Linked DNA regions of Homo sapiens: regions 1 and 2 are each linked to region 3. A link is a contact called in ENCODE Hi-C or POLR2A ChIA-PET data. All regions are on one chromosome and are shown on one strand. Each heading gives the region's core, a stretch centred on a gene start or an enhancer-like site at or near the end of the contact. The rest is flanking DNA. Distances are from core to core; before and after follow the strand shown.

Region 1 (3,776 bases), core at 18-2,517, 650 kb before region 3:
GAGGAAAACAGCGCTTATTTTAACTCCTGATGGTACTGTTTGCAGGAGTCATGCTCCAGTGCCTTATAAGAAGTTTACCGAACTGCCAGCCTCATGGAGCAGGATACCCCTTTAAGATGGGTGGGCCAGGTGCAGGGGTGGGGTTGGGGGTCCTGCACAACTCTGCTGATGCTTGGTTGACCCTGACGGATATTCTGGGCCATCCTGGCTTTTGACTGGAACCTGCTACCTAGGTTGACCCTTCAGTTCCTCTCCTTATCAGCTCTGTTATTTCCAATCTCTGAGTCACATCTTGCCCAACTCCATTCCACTATGTCTGCTTCAGTTGGCATCCTTTCTCCCTTCCATTTAAAGTTTCCCCAAACAGATCTGGCCTTATTGTATTCTCTATTGAGTTTTCATTCAACAACATTTGTTGAGCATCTTTGTGCCAGGCCCATGTTAAGTATAGGAGACTCAAGGCTGAGAATAACACACCGTTGCAAGCACATCCTCTGGATCCAAACTCCCTGGGTTCGAATCCTAGTACCATCATTTCTAACTGTGGGATCTTGGACAAGTTACTTTGTTTTACTCCAGTGTCCTCATCTATATAAAAAGAATAATAATACGGTCATTTTCTCACGGGGTGAGAGGATTGACTAAGGAGCTTACAAGGGTGTCTGGTGCCTGGTAAGCACTCTTTAAGTGCTGGCTCTTAAGGCACGGTCCTTGCCTCTCAAGGAGCTCATGGTCTACAGTTGCCCCTGGGGGACAGGGCTGAGTCGGCTGGCTTCGCAAGTGACCTGCACCTCCTGGCTACCCTTTCCTGAACCGGGTGGAAGTTTTTGAGTCACAGATTCAATGTATGACCCCAGACAAGTAAGTTCTCTCGGTCTCACTTTTTGCATTTATAAAGAAAGGAAATTGGACTAAAATTGATTTCCAAGATCCCAACAAACTAGTATACTTGTTCTGGGTCAAGTAGCCCAAGTTTCAAACTATGTCAGCTTGGCCAAGACACTTAGCCCTCAGAGTTTGTTTCATCCCTGTAAAACGTGGATGATATTGCTAATCCCCTCCCAGTGTTGTGATGAGGGTTCAATAATACAAGGCAAGCCCCAGGCGCTCGCCGGCTCCAGGTATACAGCGAGAGGAAATCAGGACAGCTTTTCTGATTCACCGCAGAATTCTAGCCACCCGCCCTAGCCGTTCGACGCACGCGCGCTGGCACCGCCACCGCCCACGCCGACAGCAGGTTCCCGGCTTCCGGTTCCGCCACGGCCCAGAGGCTGTGTTGAGGCTAATGGCGGTGCCCACGGAACTGGATGGAGGGAGTGTTAAGGAGACCGCAGCGGAAGAGGAATCGCGAGTTCTGGCACCTGGCGCCGCCCCGTTCGGAAATTTTCCTCATTATTCTCGCTTCCACCCTCCGGAGCAACGGCTCCGCCTCCTGCCCCCGGAGCTGCTTCGACAGCTCTTTCCTGAGAGTCCCGAGAACGGGCCGATTCTGGGGCTCGACGTGGGGTGTAACTCCGGGGTGAGTGACAGGGGAGGGATTGGAGCATCCGGAGCCAAGTGGTTGGCTGCCTACACATCCACTGTGGTTCTGGCCTGGGCTAACACCCATCGAAACTTTCCCAAAACGAGTATAAAGCGTGGCTTTGACTGAGCCAGTGCCGCTGCTGCCTGCCCGCCAGGGTTCCACCATCTGTCTTAGGAATCTCTCTTGGAGAGGAGTCCTTGTCGACTACGTTCCCACTTTTCTTTCAGGGCCAGACCCCAGGTGGGAACGGTCCTTGTATCTAGGGTGGCCTCTGTCCAGCGTGCCTGGCGCTTTGGCTGGGGAGAGGGGGCTTCCAGAGACACACGTTTGGGAACATGGGGTTAGGTTTGGTTTACTGGGAGAGAAGAGCCAAGGGTGACAGAATCATGCCTGATATTGAGACTCATGTGTGCTATACAGTGCAGGACAGACCCTGGGACCTGCATGTTTATTTCAAAAAAAGTGAGTAGGCCGGGCGCGCTGGCTCACGCCTGTAATCCCAGCACTTTCGGAGGCCGAGGCGGGTGGATCACAAGGTCACGAGATCGAGACCATCCTGGCTAACACGGTGAAACCCCGTCTCTACTAAAAATACAAAAAATTAGCCGGTCGTGGTGGCGGGCGCCTGTAGTCCAGCTACTCCGGAGGCTGAGGCAGGAGAATGGCGTGAACCCGGGAGGCGGAGCTTGCAGTGAGCCGAGCTAGTGCCACTGCACTCCAGCCTGGGCGACAGAGCGAGACTCCGTCTCAAAAACAAAACAAAACAGTGAGTTGACAGAGTACAGTGGAGAGGATCGAGAAGCAAATAAAGCATTTTGCCCAAGGGAATGGAGAAGGGCGGCACTGCCACTCTTCTTGCTGCAAACTATTCTTAGGCATATGATTATAATCAAACCACATGCAAAATAAGGAAATGTCTCTCCCACACCTATTTGTAGCCACTGGGATATTCTACACTAGCAGGCAGTCTGAACTTACCACGGCAAATGCTTCAAAAGTTAGTACCCTCTCTGCGCTCCCTCCATCACTCCAGTCCAGCATCTGGAGGGCGGGGGACAATTCTGTTACGTTGCTGTCCTTTTACAGAAGAGACTTTGGGGGACGACTTCAGACCTTGTGGGACTCAGATGATAGTAGGAAGGGGACATTTGGATACAGTCTCAAAGACTGGAATGAGGAGATGGGTTGATGTCCTGTGTCCCCTGCAAAATTTCTCCGCTGTGATGATACGGGAAGTCAGAGGGTAAAAACAATGGAAAAGAGAGACTGAGGTTAAGGCTTGGGATTTCACGAAAGGCATTAGGAAACCACCAGAGATTTTAAAGTTGAGAGTAGTATACACATGAGAGGTAAAGACATAGTTGGCAGCTAACTAGGGTAGTGGTTCCCAAACCTGGCTGTACGTTTATGGAGCTTTCTGTTTTGCAGTTTTTAAAAAATGCTTTTTCTTGTGGATCTTTGTAGTCAGGAAAGGGAAAAAAAATGCTTGCGCTTGATAAAACAAAAAAATTCAAACTACAAAGGGGTATATACTAAAAAGTAAGTCTCTACTCCCAACCCTAAATCCTCCTTTTCCCCCACACAGTGGCACTACTGTTTATAATTTCTTAGGTATCAGTCTTGTGTGTATACCAGCATTTACGTACATATAAGTACCCCCCTTTTAGTTTTACAAATGGTAACACACTATTAGTAGCTTTTAATTCTGAGATTATTTATATCACCACATTCTTTTTTTAGCAGCTTCCTAATGTTTCATTGGATAGATGTACCATAATTTATGGGTGCTTTTTTTTTTCAATTTTAAAAACTCCTTTCCCAGCCTGGGCAACATGGCAAAACCCCATCTCTAAAAAAAATTAGCCAGGTGTGGTGGTGGGCATCTGTAGTCCCAGCTACTTAGAGAGCTGAGGGAGGAGGATCGCTTGAACCCAGGAGGTCGAGGCTGCAGTGAGCCTTGATTGTGCCACATACCCCAGCCTGGGTGACGAAGTGAGACCCTGTCTCAAATAAAACAACAACAAAAAACCCAAAAAACTGCTGGGTGCAGTGGCTGACGCTGTAATCCCAGCATTTTCAGAGACTGACGCTGGTGGATTGCTTGAGCTCGGGAGTTTGAGATCAGCCTGGGCAACATGGCAAAATCTCATCCCTACCAAAAATACAAAAATTAGCTGGGCATGGTGGTGTGCACCTGTGGTTCCAGCTACTCATAAGGCTGAAGTAGGAGGATCTCTGGAGCCTGGGAAGT
Region 2 (3,806 bases), core at 1,034-3,533, 520 kb before region 3:
TACCCTTTTCCTTGCTCATTGCACTCCAGCTACACTGGCATCTTTGCTGTTCTTCTAATACATCAGAGATAGTATGCACTTGCCATTCCCTTTGTCTGGATAATTCTTCCCTAGATAGCCACATAGCTTATTTCCTTGCATCCTTCAGATCTTTATCCAAATGCTATCTTATTAGTGAGTCCTTCCTTGATCATCCTATTTAAAATATTTATTATGAGGGAGGGGAAGAAGGAGCCAATGCAATGACTAGTCTTTATTGGAGAGAAGATACTTTACAGCACATTTTGAGCAATTAGTGCCAGGGCTCACTGGGCCAACTTGTGGGACATCAGCTTGTAATGGGTTCATAGTTAGAGCATCACTGGGTCTCGCCTTTGTGCAGCCAGAACCAGTTGACAGCACTGTTGTCCTCTTCACCGATGCAGCTCACTATTATCTTGGTGATGGAGGGAGCTGTTAGGGTCTTCCCTGGTGCCTGAAGCTGCCTTTGGGGGTAATATATTGTATGGGTCCAATCTCATACATGGCTGTCATGAACTCCCTCTCCAGCCCAGTCATCTGCTTGTCATCAGTAGGAACGCCACCTCCAGATGCCATGAAGCACACTGCAACCACCCCATTGGGACTGTAAGCCCTCAGGCCTATGCGGCTAGCGCTCCAGCTCTGAAAATTAACCTTGAAGCCATCATGCCTGTGACAAGCAACAGCTGTGTTTATTTATTTATTGAGACAGAGCCTCACCCTGTCACCCAGGCTAGAGTGGAGTGCCATGAACATGGCTCACTACAGCCTCAACCTCCTAGTTTCAATTGATCCTCCTGCCTCAGCCTCCCAAGTAAGCAACTCTATTTAAAATCTTAATGCCTCTTCCATCTCTATCACCTTTCAGTTTTATTTTTATTAACACTGATCACTAACATCTATACATTTTACTCGTCTAGTTTATTGTCTACCTTTCCTTCTACACAGATTGTGAATTCCAAGAGGACACAATGTATATCCTGTTTGTTCGCAGATGTACCTTCAATGCCCAGAATAGTATCTGGCATAGAATAAACTTTCTAAAATAAATATTTGTTGAATAAATGAATTAAAAATCTAGGTGATAACTTCAGGCATGGTTAGATCCAGGTTCTTGGCATGTCATTAGAATTTTGTCCTGTCTCATAGCTTTTCTCTCCTCTGCGCTGGCTTCATTCTCAAGCAGGCTTGATGTGTTACAGGTGATGATAAGACGGCCACCAGCGGCTGCAGGTTTACATTCTAATAATTTTGCAGCCTAAATGGAGAGAGAGTGAGTGCCTCTTTCCTGATTGTTTCAGAGAAAGCCTTGGATATATCATATTGTCTGGGCTTGGGTCAAGTGACAATCCCTAAAACAGTGTCCATGGGTAGAGGAGGAAAATGTTGTGACTGACTGGGCCTGGGTCATGCGGTCCTTTGGAACTGGGGATAAAATTCAGCTCCATTTAGACTGAGAAGAGGGGAGAGGTGGTTTCCTAAAAGAAAAGGGGGTGCTCTCACTGGAAGAAGATGGCGGCTAGACAACAAATTTCCACCGCAAATGTCAACGACCCAGCCGCCGACTGAGCCCAGAACAGCGTTCTTCTCCCGCCTCTCCATTTTCACACGCAGCCAGATGGTTAAGCTTCTCTCCTCCCAAACGTTTTTTCCCCTGCCTCTGTCGGGTAAGGGCTTCCTCATCCCTCAATGCCTGGTCCAACTATGATCTCCCTCACCCCGACTCTTAACAGGTACTATCTCTCTCCCTCTTCTGAGTATCCTGCTTGTTTCTACTTCTCTTGTAGTTAGTTTTGTACGCCATGCCTTGTATAATATTTTACTTACTTGTATACATCATGAGTTCCTTTTGAAAAAGGGTACGGTCCATTCCCGGTGTGTCCACGCCAGCCCCTCACGCCCTCTGGGAACCGCGGTGATTCGATGCCGGCTGAGGCCGCCAGGGAGCGCTCGGCGCCCGGCACGAGGCCGTCAAGGGCGGGAGGCGCTGTGATTGGCAGACGCGGCCGTCAATCGGGCGCAGGTGGGGCGGGCCGGGCCGCCTGTGAGGCCTCTGGGCGGGAGGCGGGGCCTGCATGAATGGGGCGCGCGTCGCGCGGGCTGCAGTCGGCGCTCGCGGGGGAAGCCCGAGTCTCGGCCGGGTGTGGGTGGGAGGAAGCGAGGTTGGCGGGGGAAGGGAAAGAGCGCGGGGGGCGGGGAGGGGCAGCGCCCGGGCGGCGCGCCGAGCGCGGCGAGGCGGCGGGTGTGAGCAAGAGCCGGCCGCCTCCGTCCGCCTTGCTTCGGTGCGGCTGTCCGCTACGCTGCCTCCGCCCTCGCCGCGCGCCCCCGCCAGCGGGACTCCAGGGAACCCCCGGCGCCCTCGACGGGGCCGAGGAGTCGGGACTCGGGGAGCCGGCGCTGAGGGAGGAGCCTGGTCGGAGCCGCGGAGCCGAAAGCTCCGGAGCGTGGAGGTGGGGGGCCGAGGCCCCTGAGGGGGCCCCGCCGCGATGGGCAACCTGGAGAGCGCCGAGGGGGTCCCGGGAGAGCCCCCCTCTGTCCCGTTGTTGCTGCCGCCCGGCAAGATGCCGATGCCTGAGCCCTGTGAGCTGGAGGAAAGGTTCGCCCTGGTGCTGGTGAGAGCTGAGCCCAGCCCCTTCCCCCGCGTACCGCCCCTCAGGTCCCGACGCCCGGGCTGGGACTTTGTGCTGGGCCCCCGTCCCGCCCACCCTTTCAGTCGGGGTCCCGAACGGATCCCGGCCTCCAGTGTCTTCCCAGGAACCTCTGAGCAGCCGCTGGCCGGCCCGGACAGCCCCGTCGGGGATCTCGGGACCGACGCCTCCACCGCTGGACCCTTAGGAGAAGTCCCCAGTTCGGGACCGTCCTAGGAACCAGGCTTCTCCCTCCTTCTTCCTCCCCCTTCTGCTGCCCTTTTCCCGTTTCCCCGCTTCTTCGCCAGGCTCCCCGTCCCTAGCATTCTCAGCCCGGAGCCTCTCGCGGGTGGGGGGAATTCAGAAGCGCGGCCGGCTCGCTCCTCAGCAGGCTTCCCTGAGTGGGGACACCGCCTCTCCTGCGAACATGGAGGCTTCCCAGGGAGTGGGTCCCACTCCCAGCCCAGACCAGATGTTTGGGGGGAGAGGGGGATGGGGAGGCGGCTGGCAGCTCCTGAAGGGGGTGGAATAAAGAGTATGCCATTCTGCTTATTTTCAGAACGGCCTGCAGGCATCCTGCTAAGTTAGAGTGGATTTGCCTGAAAGGCTGAACATGTGGATAAACCATTTCACTGGGGTATTTCTCCAAGTGAAACAATACACAAACCATCCCGCCTCCTCCCCCCCTTTTCACGTTAAGCCATAGTGACTGGTTTGTGTTGTTTAGCCTGTGCTTTTTAGTCTTTCTGTGGGTTTCAAACGGTCTGTATAAATGGGTTTTTAGAGCTGACTTTGGGATTCTTCTTTGGTGTGGGAATTGGACATTGATGTCAGTGGCTCTATGAAGCGAGAGGTTCTGAGCTGGTATCACCGGGAAGGAGCCAGAAAATATGTTTGCGCTGAAAATGAAGTTTTGCAGAGCGAAAACATTGGTAAACCGGGGTTAATCTTTGAGAAATTTGGGGAAATAGTTCTCACTTCCCCAAAGAGTTTTCTAAGAAGCAGTAATAATTCTGGCGTTATTGTTGGTATGGCCGACTCTGCCTTTGCCTCTGCCCATCAGGAGGGATAAGTTGTGGACTTAGCAGCCTTATTGGATTTCATCTGCCTTGGAATAAGGAGATTAGATCTGTTGGCAACAGTGGAGCTGTCTAGAGA
Region 3 (3,556 bases), core at 223-2,722:
ATGGGTTCCGCAGAGCACTGTGTGAGTAGTGCTGCAGACCCTGAAAATTTGTCTCTGAAAACCAAAAGGAAAAATTATTTGTAAAAAATAAATTTTCAACTTTAGTGGCCAAACTTATTTACCTCTGAAATTTCATCACCAACATCCAGTGGTACGAAGTCCAGTGACTTACTCCGGATCGTTGCTGAGAATGGAGGCTTCCTAAATATCAAGATAATTTTACTCCAATTTATTTCCTAGGGGTGAAAGCAAAGCCTTTTTGTCCCAAGGGACAACTGAGCAACCACCAGAGTCTCTAGCTGAACAGCAAGGGTGTGAGGCCGGCTAAAATTCCCACAGTTAGAAGCCCACTCGCAGGAGGATATTTACCAAATTGACATAAGAACTACATAAAAAGGAAATGCGTTTATTGAGCTGATGTTTCACAGTTGTCTGTGGATGGAGGCGACATTGCAAAATTCTTTTTACATTATATTATTCTCTTCTTCTTTTTAATTTGGTGTATTGGTTATTACTATTATTTTGCTTGTTACTTTCCAGACAAAAGTCCAATTCAGATATGTAACTGCACACATGTAGTACTAACTTCTGAGCTCAATTATTTCTCCTTGTATTTTCCCAATTTTCTATCAGGAAAGATGATTCATTCCAAAGGACAATGTACCATACAAAATGTGTTACATAGACTTCTCATAAAAGAATACCTCTAGTAAACCATTATAACTACTCTACGTTCACTTGCTCTTGATTATTGCCATGTTAGAACTATTTGTTCGCTTCTTTATTTAATATGGTTATTCTTTCCATCTTCCAGTTTTGTTTAGCTATTCGGGTGTGCGTGTGCCTGCAGAAGAAGCTCTGAAAATAAGTTAGTTGAACCTGAGAAACCATTTGGAATGACCGTATGGCTAAATCTTTTTTTAAATTAAAAAAATCACATATACCCAGGCCATTTCGAGCATCATGCCGATTTTCCCTCCCACTTTACGTTTAAAGCAATTAGAGATGTTGAACCCTAACAAAATGTAGTCGAGTTTAATATACTACGAGGGAGGGGCTGGCAGTCATTTTCCTTTAAATATTTAATCTAAACATAAATTGTTATTAAGGGTAGGGGGAAAAAACCTCACATAGATAATTTTAACTGCAGTTTGAGGTTTAAGCAACAGAAAGTCTTCTAACCCCAGTCCCCTTTCTTCTCCTTCCGCCCCTCCCCAACCCCGCCCCATAATGGATGCTCGGCCGACTGCTTCTGCACGGTCTCTTTGTCTAAAGGATGCAAACAGTCTACGGATGCTAGAGAAAAAGGGGTGGGGGAGAGATTACCTCATCCCACGTCGCTTGCACCAATCACCAGTCTCCTGTCATGGCTTCTCTGGGCAGATTGGGGGTCTGGACCAACAGGAAAAGGCCCCGGCCCATCCCCATGGTGACCGAGTTGTATATAGGGAGCCGCATCCGCCTATGTGCCGCAGGTTCTCTTACATCGACCGCCTAAGAGTCGCGCTGTAAGAAGCAACAACCTCTCCTCTTCGTCTCCGCCATCAGCTCGGCAGTCGCGAAGCAGCAACCATGGTGAGAATCGGCTTCGGCTCTTTGTGGCCGTTGGGTGGAGTCAGCGCCCCCAGGCTCTACTTGGAAAACCTTTAAGCTCTTTTCTTTCGTAAGCTCTCTGGGCGAGGGTGGTGGTATGTTTTGTGAGGTTTAGCTTAGCCCCAAATCCTCAAGCCCCGCCGCCGCCGCAGTGCGGGTGCAGGAACCGGGCCAGTACTGCGCCCAGGGCGCAGCAGAGCGCTGGGGAGGAACAAAGGCGGCGCCTAGGCGCCTGTGTTATCCGAGAGACTTTCGGGGGCCGCGGGCAGCCCGTCTGCCGCGACCGAGGGGTCTGGGGCGTCCCGGCTGGGCCCCGTGTCTGTGCGCACGGTTTCGCTGATGCTGAGGGGCCACTTTCTGTCTCGCGTTGTTCTCTGGGGACCGGGAGAGGAGGAGGCACCCAAAAAGAGCGGGGGCGTTGGGCGAGCTGGGGGACGTGGGAGGGGGAACGGGAACAAAGCGCAGCCTAGGGTTAGCGTGGGAAGACCCTCCGCGGTCTTTGGCGTTTTGGAAAGATACCCACACATTCCCGGGAAAACATGGTGAGTTTCTGCCGGAGCCCCCGGCAGCGGGTGTCAGGGCGGCGCAGGGGCGGGGTTGTTTGTTTCTGGCTTCTATGGCGTTGGAGCCACTGGGCGGGGTTCGCCCTCACTGAACCTCTTCTGTCAGGAGCTGACTGAAAAAAAAACAAAAAAACCTTTCATCATTGCGGAACTGTAGGCTCCAAAAGGGTTTTCTTCACTATTATAAGTTAGATGACTTTTTTTTTTCTTGAGCAAAATCATAATTCACTTCACAAGCTCTTTAATGTCTGGTCTGGGGACGCCCTGCCCTGACCGACTGAAGTGTGTGTGTGTGTGTGTGTGTGTGTGTGTGTGTGTCTGTGGGACGCCCTGCCCTGACCGACTGAAGTGTGTGTGTGTGTGTGTGTGTGTCTGTCTGTCTGTCTGGACTGCACGTTCAGCGAGGGAGAAAGCCCACTTTGTGAGCCCCAGGGTACCCTGATGGTCAGGACCCAGGGAAACGCCCTTCCCCGCCGCCCCCCCGCCCCGCCCCCACCACATCAGCGAATAGACAATGAAAGTGGTAGCCCTAAAGACCACAGAGAAGAAAACCTCTATTGGATGCAAAGAATATGAATATTATGTGATGGGTAGAGAATCTCAGGATGAAAATACTATTTTGTTGTTTTAAATAAATATTTCATTATCCTTCCACTGGGCTTTTATTCTTTGGTACCTTTTCATGTGATGCTTGTTTCTAACTTAGGAACTTTTGTGTGTGTGTGTGTTAAGATACGGATAATTTTTCAGCTTTTACAGTGGAGAAGATCTGGAAAAACCTTTTTTTTTAAAAAAAAAAGTAATGAAATTGCTACAGACAAAGAAGAATTATACTCCGCATCCCGTTGTCTTTTGTTCCAGTGCATCTTAATTAATTCATTTCAATTCAGGCACATGGTCCCGGGCGGGGTCAGAGGAGGAAAACTGGCAAAACAGCACAATGAGATCATGTAGGCAGCTGCTGGAAATAGAGCTTGCTCTGTTAAATAATGTAGCAGACAGTACAGGCTAGCACCAGGCACAGCAAATACAGCAATGCAGCAATGCAGAAGGCAGACCTTGTCTAAACTCCTAGTATTGATGGATTCTGCAGACAGACTGCAGAAGGGTGTGGCTTCTTGCCTCAGCTGCAGTACAGATGTCCGGATTATAATATCAAGTCCTATTCAGAGGAAACTTTCATCTTTATTTAAAAGGGAAGAAAGCAGTAAAATTAATCCCAATTAAGTCATAATTGGATTTACTTCATTTTACAAAATTTGTGCTTTGAATACTGAATACTTTTTAAATATGAAAAATCTTCTATTCAAGCATGGTAGTAGGCACAATGGGCTGGTACCACGTGCTGAACAGGGCCAAGGCGACATCATTATTCAGACCACACCCATATGCAGCATTTG

Evidence for each region. A loop is a pair of places that touch in the nucleus more often than their neighbours do. ChIA-PET counts read pairs that join two places held with the same protein, here RNA polymerase II (POLR2A). Pooled maps may share reads with other maps.
Region 1: a pooled map shows a loop between it and region 3 (6-fold over the local background). The contact joins the promoter of BCDIN3D here to the promoter of TUBA1A in region 3. A Hi-C loop is called at or near these places in 6 of 50 pooled maps. POLR2A ChIA-PET finds 5 or more read pairs at or near these places in 2 of 52 experiments (A673 and naive thymus-derived CD4-positive, alpha-beta T cell).
Region 2: a map of naive thymus-derived CD4-positive, alpha-beta T cell shows a loop between it and region 3 (23-fold over the local background). The contact joins the promoter of FMNL3 here to the promoter of TUBA1A in region 3. A Hi-C loop is called at or near these places in 1 of 168 maps with a recorded cell type or tissue (naive thymus-derived CD4-positive, alpha-beta T cell) and 6 of 50 pooled maps.

Annotation. Positions count from the first base shown.
Region 1 is chr12:49,840,597-49,844,372 of GRCh38, reverse strand. BCDIN3D (BCDIN3 domain containing RNA methyltransferase) reads left to right here and starts at 1,267. Exons shown (of 2, transcript NM_181708.3): 1 at 1,267-1,519. The coding sequence starts at 1,286. It overlaps BCDIN3D-AS1 (BCDIN3D antisense RNA 1), which reads right to left. Exons shown (of 3, transcript NR_027501.1): 3 at 3,219-3,776. RefSeq lists enhancers at 925-984, 1,555-1,924.
Region 2 is chr12:49,705,882-49,709,687 of GRCh38, reverse strand. FMNL3 (formin like 3) reads left to right here and starts at 2,283. Exons shown (of 26, transcript NM_175736.5): 1 at 2,283-2,633. The coding sequence starts at 2,508. LOC124902929 (a long non-coding RNA gene) reads right to left here and starts at 1,962. Exons shown (of 3, transcript XR_007063299.1): 1 at 1,849-1,962. It also overlaps the pseudogene COX5BP5. RefSeq lists an enhancer at 1,700-1,849 and a silencer at 1,870-2,639.
Region 3 is chr12:49,186,996-49,190,551 of GRCh38, reverse strand. It overlaps TUBA1A (tubulin alpha 1a), which reads left to right and starts at 1,472. Exons shown (of 4, transcript NM_006009.4): 1 at 1,472-1,575. The coding sequence starts at 1,573. RefSeq lists enhancers at 1,584-1,703, 1,202-1,793.